Linked DNA regions of Homo sapiens: region 2 is linked to region 1. A link is a contact called in ENCODE Hi-C or POLR2A ChIA-PET data. All regions are on one chromosome and are shown on one strand. Each heading gives the region's core, a stretch centred on a gene start or an enhancer-like site at or near the end of the contact. The rest is flanking DNA. Distances are from core to core; before and after follow the strand shown.

Region 1 (5,728 bases), core at 2,815-5,314:
TAAAAATTGCTTCTAATCTCCCCACTCAACACAGCCACTGTTAATATGTTCCTGTAGATCTCATATCTTTTTTCCGCCTATAATTACCTAATTTGTCTTTAATAAGAACGGCATAATTCCTATTACATGTATTTTTTGAACCTGCTTCTTTCATTTCATGATATATCTTCAACATCTGGAAAGAGATTTCTGGAAAAGTGGTATTTAAGATTGGCTGAAGTAGAGAAGGGACTGGAGAGAGGGACGTCAGTAACAAAGAAACAGAAAATCAAAGACTTATTAAAGGGTCCTCAGTCCATGGGGAATATAACTGTCATGGGTGAACCTTATTCATTTAAAAGGCTTTAATAGATCAAAGTTCTGGAGGCTGGCAAAAGAATTCAGAATCAAAGACCTGGTTTGGGTCCCAGGTCCTTCCCTTACAAGCTAAGTCCCCTCAACAAATTCCTAAACATCTCTGGGCCTTAGATTCAAGAAAATTAACTGGGCATTTTATCACGGGTCAAAATCCTCGATGCTTTCATACACACATTCTGATTATCCTAGCAATAACCTTGCTAGGGAGGGATTGTTGACTGCATTCTGTAGGTGGATAACTAGAAGCTCCTAAAGGTTAATTTTCCCAACAAATGGCAGAGCTGACACCCAAACCTGGTTCCAGGTCTCTTCCCATAACATCCTGGCACTTATCTCATCCCTCATACAGAAAACAGGGCTAAGATTACATATCCTCCCTACCTCACAGTGTGTTGTGAGATGCAGGACCTATTGTATATAAAACTTTTTGTAAAGTATTAAGCACAGAAGACAAATTTTAGCTATCTCAAACAAATCTCATTTCAAACCATCCACTTGAATGCATATTTTGATCTTGAATCGACCCTTCAGACATAGTGCCTTGTGTATTCCCAGAAAGGTGCATTTAGGTCACCTGAATATGAGCTTCATCTGGCACAATAGTTTCTCCTATTTCATTTCTCCTGTTTTTCCCAAGGGCTCTACATTGCTACTCAGTAAAAGCTGGTGTCAGTCTGCATACTGATGGCAGACCTAAAATCTCAGCAAGTTACAACACAGAGCCTGCTGCCATGTGGACAGAATAAACCACATTCCACACCATGTCCAGACACTTTGAAGACACGTAAAATGATTTTTAAAAGATCATTTTAGATAAATAAAACTTGAGCTAGCAAGAGAGGCCCTTTCCAGATGTCCACCCACGAAACCCCAGGTGCAAGTGAATCAGCAGACGGTGTCCTCTCATCCGAGACAGTGCAGGATCCATGTGTCCACAGGCAGCCAGGCAGTGGCTGAGCTCGCAACCATGCTTCCTTCAGATGTGGCCATGCTGGGGCTGATTCAGGGAGAAACACTGCCTCTTATTGAGTCACGAGCCCATCCTGGAACTTCACTGGGCTTTGCTTGGATGACTTGCCCGGCGTCCATGGTCCAGACCTTCCCCAGCAGGCAGCAGAGTCCAATGAGGCAGAACAGGTAGTCTGCCAGGGGTGGTGGTGGGTGGTAGTGGGAAGGTATGTTACTATTCAAAAGGTTCAGTCAATTCAGAAAGGTTTTGGAGAAAAATTTAAAATTCATCAGACTCACCCAAAAGCAGATACAAATCTGAAGAAGATTTATTAAAGGCCCTTTATCTCTGTTTGAACCTGGTCCCTTTCCTTGGGCAGGATAGTGACTTAGAAAGTGAGAGCCAGGCTCATTCATGCTGGGTGATTATTTTATTCTCATGAAATTTTTCTTGAAAATTTGATGTATACTTGCTGACTCCCAATCTATTGAACCTGCCCACTAATTAAGGTCAATCAGTCTTTCTTTTGGTGAATACTTAGTGAGTTTTTCAATGTCAGATAATGTGGTAATCACTGGGCACACAGTGAATAAGAGACATAGACCCTGCCTTCATGTGGAGGAGAAGTATTGTTCAAGTTTTCAATTGCTATGTCACAAATTACCTCAATCTTAGTGGCTTAAACCAATCCACATTTATGATCTCACGGTTCTGTAGAACAGAATTCTGGACATAGCCTAACTGGGTCCTCGGGCCAGGGCCTGGGGAGGATGAGAACAGGCAGTGACCAGGACTGCTGTCTCATTGGAGGCATTGAGTTTTCCTCCAAACTAGGGAGTTTGAAGAACTTCCTTGACAAGAACTTTGCTTGCTGGCAGAAATTCTCCTTACAGCTATAAAACTCATGCCAGCTTGCTTTTCAAGGCTAGCAGGAGAGTGTCTCTGACTTCAGGGAACATCTAGGCCCCGCTTTAAAGGCTCACCTGATTAGGTCAGGCCCACCAAGGATAATATCCCTTTGGTTAACTCAGGGAAACTGATTAGGAGCCTTAATTACATCTGCAAAATGCCTTCATCTTTACCACATAATGGTGTGTAATCATGGAGTGACATTCCATCCGATTTCAGGTCATACCCATCAAAGGGAGGGGATTGATTATACAGCGCTTGTATAGCAGGGGATGGGAATCTTACGAGCCATCTTAGAATTCTATCACAGATATTTAAAAAGTTATTACAAAAAATTACTAAACAATTAGAACTGTGCAAAACTTTATGAAGGAGAATTATAGGATTCCACAGGCACTATCTGAGAGGTTGAGGGAGACTTTCTGAGACCAATGAGCTTGCACCAGCAAGCTGCTAGGATGAAAATGGGTATGGGTAGAGGAGAGAAGCAGAACTAGTGAGATAACATAAAGGGAGTTAACTGATGTAGCCCTAAAATGAATCAAAATGAAATCATGCCCTGGCCTGCCCTATTGTACCCAAATATTTAATTTCTGAAAGTAAAGTTGTACATTTTCCATGTGAAAGGAAGCAAGCAACAGATCTAAAGGTCTCCCCTTTCGACTTCCTTTGCTGGAGACCTTAGGGGTATCTGTCTGTTTATAGCAGAGTCTGATCTTCTCCCATAACAGGGAGATGAGGAGCAATAAAAGGCTAATTATGTTAGCTCCTCATTGGATGAGAGCCACCCAATTCTAAAAGGAGGTAGAATTGGGTGGCTCTCACCTATATTTTGCAAGCTGGCAAAAATATCCATAAGTGTGAGGTGTTGGGTGGTTCCATTACTTACAATGACAAATTAGAAAATTCAAGCATCATTTTCCATTTATCTTTGAACACTAACACAGCCCTTTGGTCAGAGTAAATGGAGAAAAGAAATTTTTTTTTTTTTTTTTGAGAAAAGAAATTTTTTTAAAAAAGCATTCAAGCTGGAAATCGGAATGTTCTTGTCAGCACTTTGAGAAAACTAACAGATGGGGAGCTTCATGCCCACCGCTTAATAAATATGTGCTGATTTTGGCAAAGACTTGTGACATCCCACAGGGTCTCTAATCTACCCCTTTCCCTCTCACCCCAGCAGCCAAATTCAACTCAGTTGCCAAAATGAGAAACAAAACACGTGAGTGTCTAAAATGTATGCCAAATTTAAAAATGGAGAGAGTTTTCATTTGATCAAATTATAGGTCTCTTTCTCACCAAATTCCCTTTCTGTACTTTACCATAAGTTTTAATTAAATGTCTTCTATTGGAAATACTCCGGAATGATGAGTTGAAATACAAATGTTTGAAATCTGAAGTACCAAAAGTACAGCCACTAACCAGATTTACCAGCAACTTCAATGGAATAGAAACATACTGAAGAGTTCGATAAATTCCCCTTCCTCTTGAATAAACATTACATTTTAAAGGCTGTAGATACACATGTCACTATCTATTATATTATAGATACACATGTCACTATCTGGAAGAATACATTAAATAGATGAATTACTTTTACCAAGTGACTCCCATATAAAGAAAGACTTCTACATTAGGAGAAAGATAAAATGAACCTGGAATAATAAAATAATTTTTTCTTTCTCCTTGTGTTTCATAATATTTCTTTTCTCTTTTGCTGATTAGCCCAGAACGTTACTTCCCACTGTCTGCTTCTTCAACTCATGAGATGGAAACTATCAGGATCTCAGGAATAGCTGAGGACGGCCTGCCTTCTTCTGGTTGTGTTTTCAATGACTAATTCATAAACACAAGGTTGTGAGTCACCCCCAAATTCCCTAAGACCCTGATGACCATGTTAGGTAGGCAAGAGGAAAGACTCAGTTCAAATGCAGAATGTGGTTCTGCCGTTTAGCAGCTATTCTGACATTATTTAAAACACAGTTTATAACAGGCGCTCTTTCCTCCTGTTGACATTTCAGGCACGCTGTTGTTCTTTGTTCTGTCAAGGATCCTATTGTTTTCCTAACTCACTTGACTATAACAGTTTCATAACAGTTTCTTGGGTTTGTTCTCAGAATTTTCTCCCAGAGTTTCTGATTTAAGAATTAGGTCCATGAATCTGTATTTTTAACAGACTCACCTGAGAGATTCTAATCATGAGGCAAATATGAGAAACATTCTAAAAGGGTATGTTCAATTGAACAAATTTCCATCATTTTACTCCCCAACAATAGGGAAACTGTAAAGAGTAAAAGATTTCAAACAGGGAAATTTATGGCCCAACAGGTAAACTTAAAATAGGGAGTTACCACCTGCTTGCTTTGTCTGATGGGCATGCCTGAATCACAAACCTTTGAACCAACTCATCTTCCAGTATAATTCACTTCCAAACTATCAAGTAACCTTCTCAAAAAATCTCTGTTCATTCATTCATCCATTCATTCATTTGACATTTATTGAACATCTGCTATGTGCCAGGCACTGTTCTTGGCACAAAGAATAGAGTGGTGAACACATATCCAGGCCCTACCCTTAGGGGGCTGAATTTTAGTCTTTTTTCAAATCATAGTCCTCATGTATTACCAATCAAAATATCATATGTTCTTTTGGATAATACCCTGCAAAGCATAATGTGAAATCACAAAGGTACAAAAGTCACCTCTCTCAGACACTGGTCGAATGCTTACCATGCATCAGATTCCATTGTAGGTATCCAGATACATCGATGAGCACACCAGGCAAAGATCTCTGCCCTCATGGATCTGACAGTCTAGATGGGTGAGACACTAGGCAATAAATCTGACAAACTACATAATGCATTATAAGGTACTGGTACTGCGAAAGAAACACATTCAAGCAAGAAAACATCAATTGAGCATGCGGGGAGGGTAGTCATGGCAAGGCTCATTGTTAAAGTGAGATTTAAACAGAAACTCAAGGAAGGCGAAAGATTTTGCCAAGTGGGGTCTGAGAGAACAGCATGTGAGGCAGAGCAAACTGCTGGAAGAAAGACCCTAAGCAGAGAGAATGCTTGGAGTATTTGAGGAGCAGAAAGAGAGGGGACATAAGAGGTAACAAGGGCAGCGCTAGGGTGAGGTCAGTTAGGGCCCTGTAGCTGTTTTGAGTGAAATAGGGTGGGGAGGCATTTCAAGGTTTCAAGCAAAGGGTAACATGATGTGACATGTTGTAAGAGGGTCACTACGGCCACTGTGTTGAGTGGTCTGTAAAGGGACAGGTATGAAGAATTCCAGATAAACACTTTGGATGGCATTTAGCAGTATCTAGATCTGGTAAAGCTAAAGATGTTCACACCCTAGAATCCAGCAATTTGAGGCACTAGGAGAGACACCCTTTCAATGTATGCAAGAATATATGTAGGGATGTTCACTGTGGCACTCTTAGCAGTAACAAAAATAAAAATCCAAATAGCCTGAATGTCCATCAACAGGAGAATGATTCAAGAAATTATGGCTC
Region 2 (5,880 bases), core at 2,857-5,356, 36 kb before region 1:
CAATCTGCATGGCATCATTTTAGAAGTACACACATCTAATAAATGTTTTGATAAACGGCTATTCCATTCACCTGGCCCATGCCTAAAAACTTTCCCACATATTTCCTCTTTAGCACTAAAAGCATTTGTTAAAATGTCAGTGTTATCTAGGAGGATTAACCCACAGGGATAACAGCCTTTAGACTCATTTCTTTTCTGTGTGTGTGTTTTTTTCTTTTTTAATCTTTCTAACCAGGCCTTTGGCAAGACCTTGAGGGACTATATTGGGGAATAAAGAGAGAATGCCTTTGGGAAGCCGAGGTGGGCGGATCACGAGGTCAAGAGATCGAGACCATCCTGGCCAACATTGTGAAACCCCATCTCTACTAAAAATACGAAAATTAGCTGGGTGTGGTGGTGCACTCCAGTAATCCCAGCTACTCAGGAGGCTGAGGCAGGAGAATCACTTGCACCTGGGAGGCGGAGGTTGCAGTGAGATCATGTCACTGCACTCCAGCCTGGCAACAGAGACTCCATCTAAAAAAAAAAAAAAAAGGGAGAGAGAAAGCTTTAAATGAGGCAAAGAAGAGACAATTGGCAAAAGTCCAAGACATGGGATATTGCCAAACCAGAATGCAGTTCTGCAAAAAGGGCAGTGGACATCATGTGGGTAGGAGGATACAGAGAGACAGAGAGAGACGCAGCACATTTTGGTGTCTGCATGTCCCCACCTTCTTGGCAACCCAATCCTAAGTCTGAAGCTGTGTAAGTAGACTCTATACAAAGCAGAATGGCTAAACAGCAGGCTTCTCCTCTAATCACCAGCAAACCTGGCCTGTCCCAGTGGATGGATTTAACTTCATCCCTTCTTCTGCTCCTGCTAAGATAAAGTCTTCCCTGAACTATTACTTTTTCTGTAGACTTTTCCCTTCTTCACTCTTACCAGGCCCCTGGAGCTATAACTTGTTGCTCATTCTCCATTCATTGGCTTGGGGTTTAGTCCCAATTCAGAGGGTGTGTTCCAGATTGACATTATCTTTTATTGACCCCATTTTTTTCAGGACACCTTAGTGAGTTTAATTTGGGTTACCGATCACCATACTTGGAAGGGAGCCCCAGAGTTCAGTAAATTTCCCCAGGCTTGGTCTATTTGTTCTAACTTTTCCAATTTCCATGTTGGCCGTTGTTGAGACTTTATGAAACTTTGCAGCTTGTCTACCTGTAAAATATATATATATATTTTAAGAAAAGAAGAAAATGACAAATTTACCTCTTTTACTTTTACCATGTAAAGGCCAAATAATCACAAGGCCCCATGTGGCTGACTCTCAAATCAACATAACAATAAAAATAATATTGTCAAGTGAGCAAAAGGAAATAAAAATAATTTTAGTAGAATTCACACCTCTTTAAGGTCACTAAGAATCTGATTCACACTCCACAGTGACCCTTCTTTAAAAGACCTTTTTCCTTTCCTCCGTTCTTTTCCTTTTACATTCTATACTGCTTCTGAGCTTTCTATTTTCCTTTGAGAATAAAATGACTTTCTACTTCACTGATAAAAGTAACTGTGGGGGCTTGCATTTCCGCTTCCACCACCATCACCACAGCCCGATATTCAGGACCTACTAAGCCCCCAGTAGGTCCTTCACCCAGTAGGTGAAATCCCCAGTAGGATTTCACAGAAATCCCGTGTCTTCACAGAAAGAAGGCTGTGCTGCATCTGTGGAAGGCGAGTCTTCCCTCTGACAGATGTTCTCTTCAGAAATTCCTCCATGACCCTGTCAGCAAGTACTAGCATTTTTGTTTTCACATTTGTTGTGAACTAGTAACCCTAGGCAAACATTAATGTAAAACAACAATGTTTCAAGTTGTGGGAAGCAGGCTGCCATGGAGGGCATCTCGGATTTGCAGTGACTTTGAGCAGGGAAAGATCTGGAAGGAGGCAAAGCAATACATCCATCAAACCCATGGATGCCCCTAACAGAAACAGGCCACAAATATTCAACAAGCGCAGAAGAGAAGTACAAATAAGAAGACTGGAATTCATAGTCCAAAACAAGGATTAGTCTATGATAGATCCAAATGGATATATCCATGCTAAATCCATTTACCTCAAATATCCATATGGTATATCCATGCTAAACCCATTTAGCTCAAACACATTTAGCTGAAACCTCGAAAAATACAAAACTTTTTTATATTGGAAAGATATTGTATAATTTAGGCCTGAAAAGTTGCAGTAAGAGAAGTCAACGTGTTTAAAGCCAACTCCTTCTCCTGCCTCTTTATCAGTCTTCTTTATCTTTAAGCACCTTTTTTTTTTTTTTCCCAATGATGCACCCTTCTTCTCAGTCTATAAAAATGCCCAAGTCTCTTTCATCTTAAGACAAATATCCTTTGGCTCTCTTCTTTCTATTAAAATGATGCTTCTTTAAAGAGTAGTTTATACTCTTTCTTTAAAAAATTAATATTACTCTTTTTTTTTTTTTGAGACTGGTCTCAACTCAGTGAGCAAACTCAGCTCACTACAACCTCCACCTCTCGGGTTCAAGCGATTCTCATGCCTCAGCCTCCCAAGTAGCTGTGATTGCAGGTGTGCACCATCACACCTGGCTAATTTTTGTATTTTTACTAGAGACGGAGTTTCACCACGTTGGCCAGGCTGGTCTCAAACTCCTGACCTCATGTGATCCACCTGCCTCGGCCTCCCAAAGTGCTGGGATAACAGGCGTGAGCCACCATAACTGGCCTTAAAAATTAATATACTTTTAATTGAAAAATCACAATTGTATACATACATGGGATACAATGTGATGTTTTGATATATGTAAGCAATGTGAAATGATTAGATCAGGCTAATTAAAATACTCCTCACCTCACCTATCATTTTTTGTGGTGAAACATTTGAAATTTACTTAGTTATTAGTTATTCTGAAATATACATTATTACTGACTCTACAATAAATCTCAAAATTATTCCTCGTATCGATCTGAAACTTCGTATTGTTTGTCTGACAACTCTCCATTCCCTCCCTCTTCCCCTCCCATCCCCAGCCTCTGGTAATCACCATTCTACTCTCTACTTCTGAGGTCAACTTTTTTAGATGCCACGAATAAGTGAGAACATGTGGTATTTGTCTTCCTGTGCCTGACTTATTTTACTCAGCACAATGCCCCCCAGGTTCATCCATGTTGCCACAAATGAAAGGATTTTTTTTTTCAAGGCTGGGTAGTATTCTATTGTGTATATATCCATTCGTCAGTTGATGAACATCGAGGTTGATTCCAAAACTTGGCTATTGTGAATAGTGTTGCAATGGACATGGAAGTGAAGATATCCCTTCAACATACCAATTTCAATTCTTTTGGATATATACTCAGAAGTAGGATTGCTGAATCAATAGATTACTGGATCTATTTTTAGTTTTTTGTGGAACCTATATACTATTTTTCACAATATCCGACACTTTCCTTTTCTCCACATCCTCATCAATGCTTATAGTTCTTCTTTTTGATAAAAGTCATTCTAACAAGTGTGAGGTAATATCTCATTGTGGTTTTAATTTATATTTTTAGTGTTCACTATTCACTCCTCCATTTATTGCAGCTATTTGCAGCTTTGCAAAATTCACCAGGGAAATCCTTATCATTTGGCACCATGGACACAACTCACTATTTATCTTACAGTGCCCCTCACTTTGATTTATTTGACTTGTCAACTACTTTGTCCTTCTTGGTACCCTACTCCCTAGATGTCTAGGATATTGCCTCCTCTCTCAATCTTTCCAGCTTGGTCTCCTCTGTGGATTTTCCTTTCTTTGCCCATATTGATGATATGAAGTTCCCCTCCTAGAGTTGCTGCTTATATTATGCTATTATTCCATGCACTTTCCCTGGCCTTACTTCTCCATACTTGGGCTAACTGCTATCTCCCTATATTTGTCAGAGTGATCTTTTAAAAATATGAGTTTCAACGTATTTCTCTGCTGCTTAATCTCATCATTCATTCCTTGCTAAGTACAGGAAAGGCTGAAAATTCCTTAACAGGACTTATAAGGTCCTCTTTGCTCTTGAAGCAAGCTGTTTTTTTTTTCTTTTTTTTTTTTTTGAATGTTTATTCAGTGAGTGAATGGATGACTCACAAATCTGTGGCTCTGGCCCTGAACTTTTCCTTGAATTTTAAATTTGCAGACCCAGAGGTCTGCAAACAGCTCCCAACAGCTCCCAGACCCAAACAGTTCCAGTTGGATGTTTCACAGACCTCCCTCAAACCCACAATACTCCAAAATGAATTTATCTCAGCCCCACCTGCTCCTTTTTCTGTATTATCCAAGTTACCACCATCAGAGAAACCTGATAATTATTCTTTACATTTGCTCGTTCCCTATATTCACTGTATCATACTGATTCCCCTCCCAAATGCTCCTTCAATTTGTTCCCACCTTTCAGCACCATAATTTATATCCTTGTCTTTTTTCACCTAAATGATTGCAATAGTCCCCAGCTGATTGCCTTAATTCCAATCTTGCCTTCCCCCAACTTCACATCCTCCACGCTATCACCAAAGGAATCTATCTAAAAACCTTTAAATTTCCTCATTTAAAAATCTTTCAGCAGTCTCTTATCCCTAGAATAAAATGCAAGCTTCATTGCACAACATAAAAGTCATCTACAATCTGACTCTTCTTTATAAATCCAAACTCATCTATTTTCTGCCTCAAAGCTCAATAACACACAATGGCTTGTGATTATCTGGACATACCATACTGTTTCATAGGCTGGAACATTTGCTCATGTTATTCTCTGTTCTGGGCCTGACTTCTACCTCTTCTTCATCTATTGAACTGGACACAATCTTGTATTGGGAGCTGCACCTTTACCAGGAAGCCTTCTCTGATCATCTAGGTATGGCTAAGTGTTCATATTTATTCTGTTCCAGAAGGCAGATTGGCTAAGTAGTTGATGTTCAAACTGTTTAGGCGCTTAGCCCAGAATCACAGCTTACCAGCTATACAACTTTGGGCAAGTTACATAATTAATCTCTCTCTGCCTCAGAAAGTACTCAATAAATGTTAGCTACCACAATTATAATATTATCACTAGGAGCCTTACTTTCCAGTGTAAATGCACAGCCTACCTCATGTACCAGGAATCTCTGAGAGGAGTTTAGAAGGACTTTACTCTTCTGGATTGATTACTATCTTCAAAAGCAACAAAGAAATATTTGAATGAAGAAGGAATGTGAACTACTCTTCTCATTCTGGCAACCATCTTCTTAGCTAAGTTTTCTGAGGGCTGGGGGGAGGTGGATGCATGGACTCATTCTTCCCTCCTTTTTACATTATTTTCCTTCAGTGTGTTTATCCATGGGGAAAGCTGGTGATGTCATATGTTTATGTGACCTGAAATGTTACTCACCCTATATAACATCATTATTTGGGCTTTTAATTTAAAATGACCAGAAGAATGAGTTAAAACACAGAACTATTCTATGCCAAGACCAAAGATTTTAAAAATATCCAACAGCGATATAAATTTGATTTGTTTTAGCAATTTAATTCGAGGTAATTCTTTTCTTTTCCTGAAGTGTTTTTCCATCTTCCATGTTTCAAATTCTCCACAAAATAAATCCTTCAGTAGAAATGACAGAAACAAACCTGAGACTTTATGAGCAAGCCATAAGAAAGGCAGAACCATTGGCAATAGGACCCAGAAACTAAAACACCCATTCTGTCTTTGTATCCTGCCCTTGCCAGTATAAAATTAGTGTGCAGAGAGTATTTTCCAGATCCTTTTTCTTTTTTACAGATCCAGTTTAATGACCCAAATTATAAGATTTGGATAACTTTCTTTGGCTGCTCTTTTCAGAATATAGTTGACTTCACCATTAGGCAACAT

What was found. Hi-C counts contacts between places; a loop is a spot of excess contacts on that map. ChIA-PET counts read pairs that join two places held with the same protein, here RNA polymerase II (POLR2A). Pooled maps may share reads with other maps.
Region 2: a loop to region 1 is called in a map of ascending aorta, with 3 times the contacts of the local background. The contact joins two enhancer-like sites. A Hi-C loop is called at or near these places in 6 of 168 maps with a recorded cell type or tissue (IMR-90, PC-3, aorta and 3 more) and 5 of 50 pooled maps. POLR2A ChIA-PET finds 5 or more read pairs at or near these places in 8 of 52 experiments (A673, AG04449, AG04450 and 5 more).

What each region holds. Positions count from the first base shown.
Region 1 is chr2:215,656,432-215,662,159 of GRCh38, reverse strand. The region is part of intron 5 of LINC00607 (long intergenic non-protein coding RNA 607); the gene reads left to right. All of the region lies in intron 2 of LOC102724861 (a long non-coding RNA gene), which reads right to left. Among named protein-coding and RNA genes, the nearest start is that of LINC01614, 59 kb to the left of the region's middle. Within about 2 kb of position 4,064, at least 3 of the 41 ENCODE cell types and tissues checked have a DNase peak (open chromatin) inside an H3K27ac peak, as active enhancers do; they include PC-3, where a contact is called at or near this core.
Region 2 is chr2:215,691,962-215,697,841 of GRCh38, reverse strand. The region is part of intron 5 of LINC00607 (long intergenic non-protein coding RNA 607); the gene reads left to right. All of the region lies in intron 7 of LOC102724861 (a long non-coding RNA gene), which reads right to left. Among named protein-coding and RNA genes, the nearest start is that of LINC01614, 23 kb to the left of the region's middle. Within about 2 kb of position 4,106, at least 4 of the 41 ENCODE cell types and tissues checked have a DNase peak (open chromatin) inside an H3K27ac peak, as active enhancers do; they include PC-3, where a contact is called at or near this core.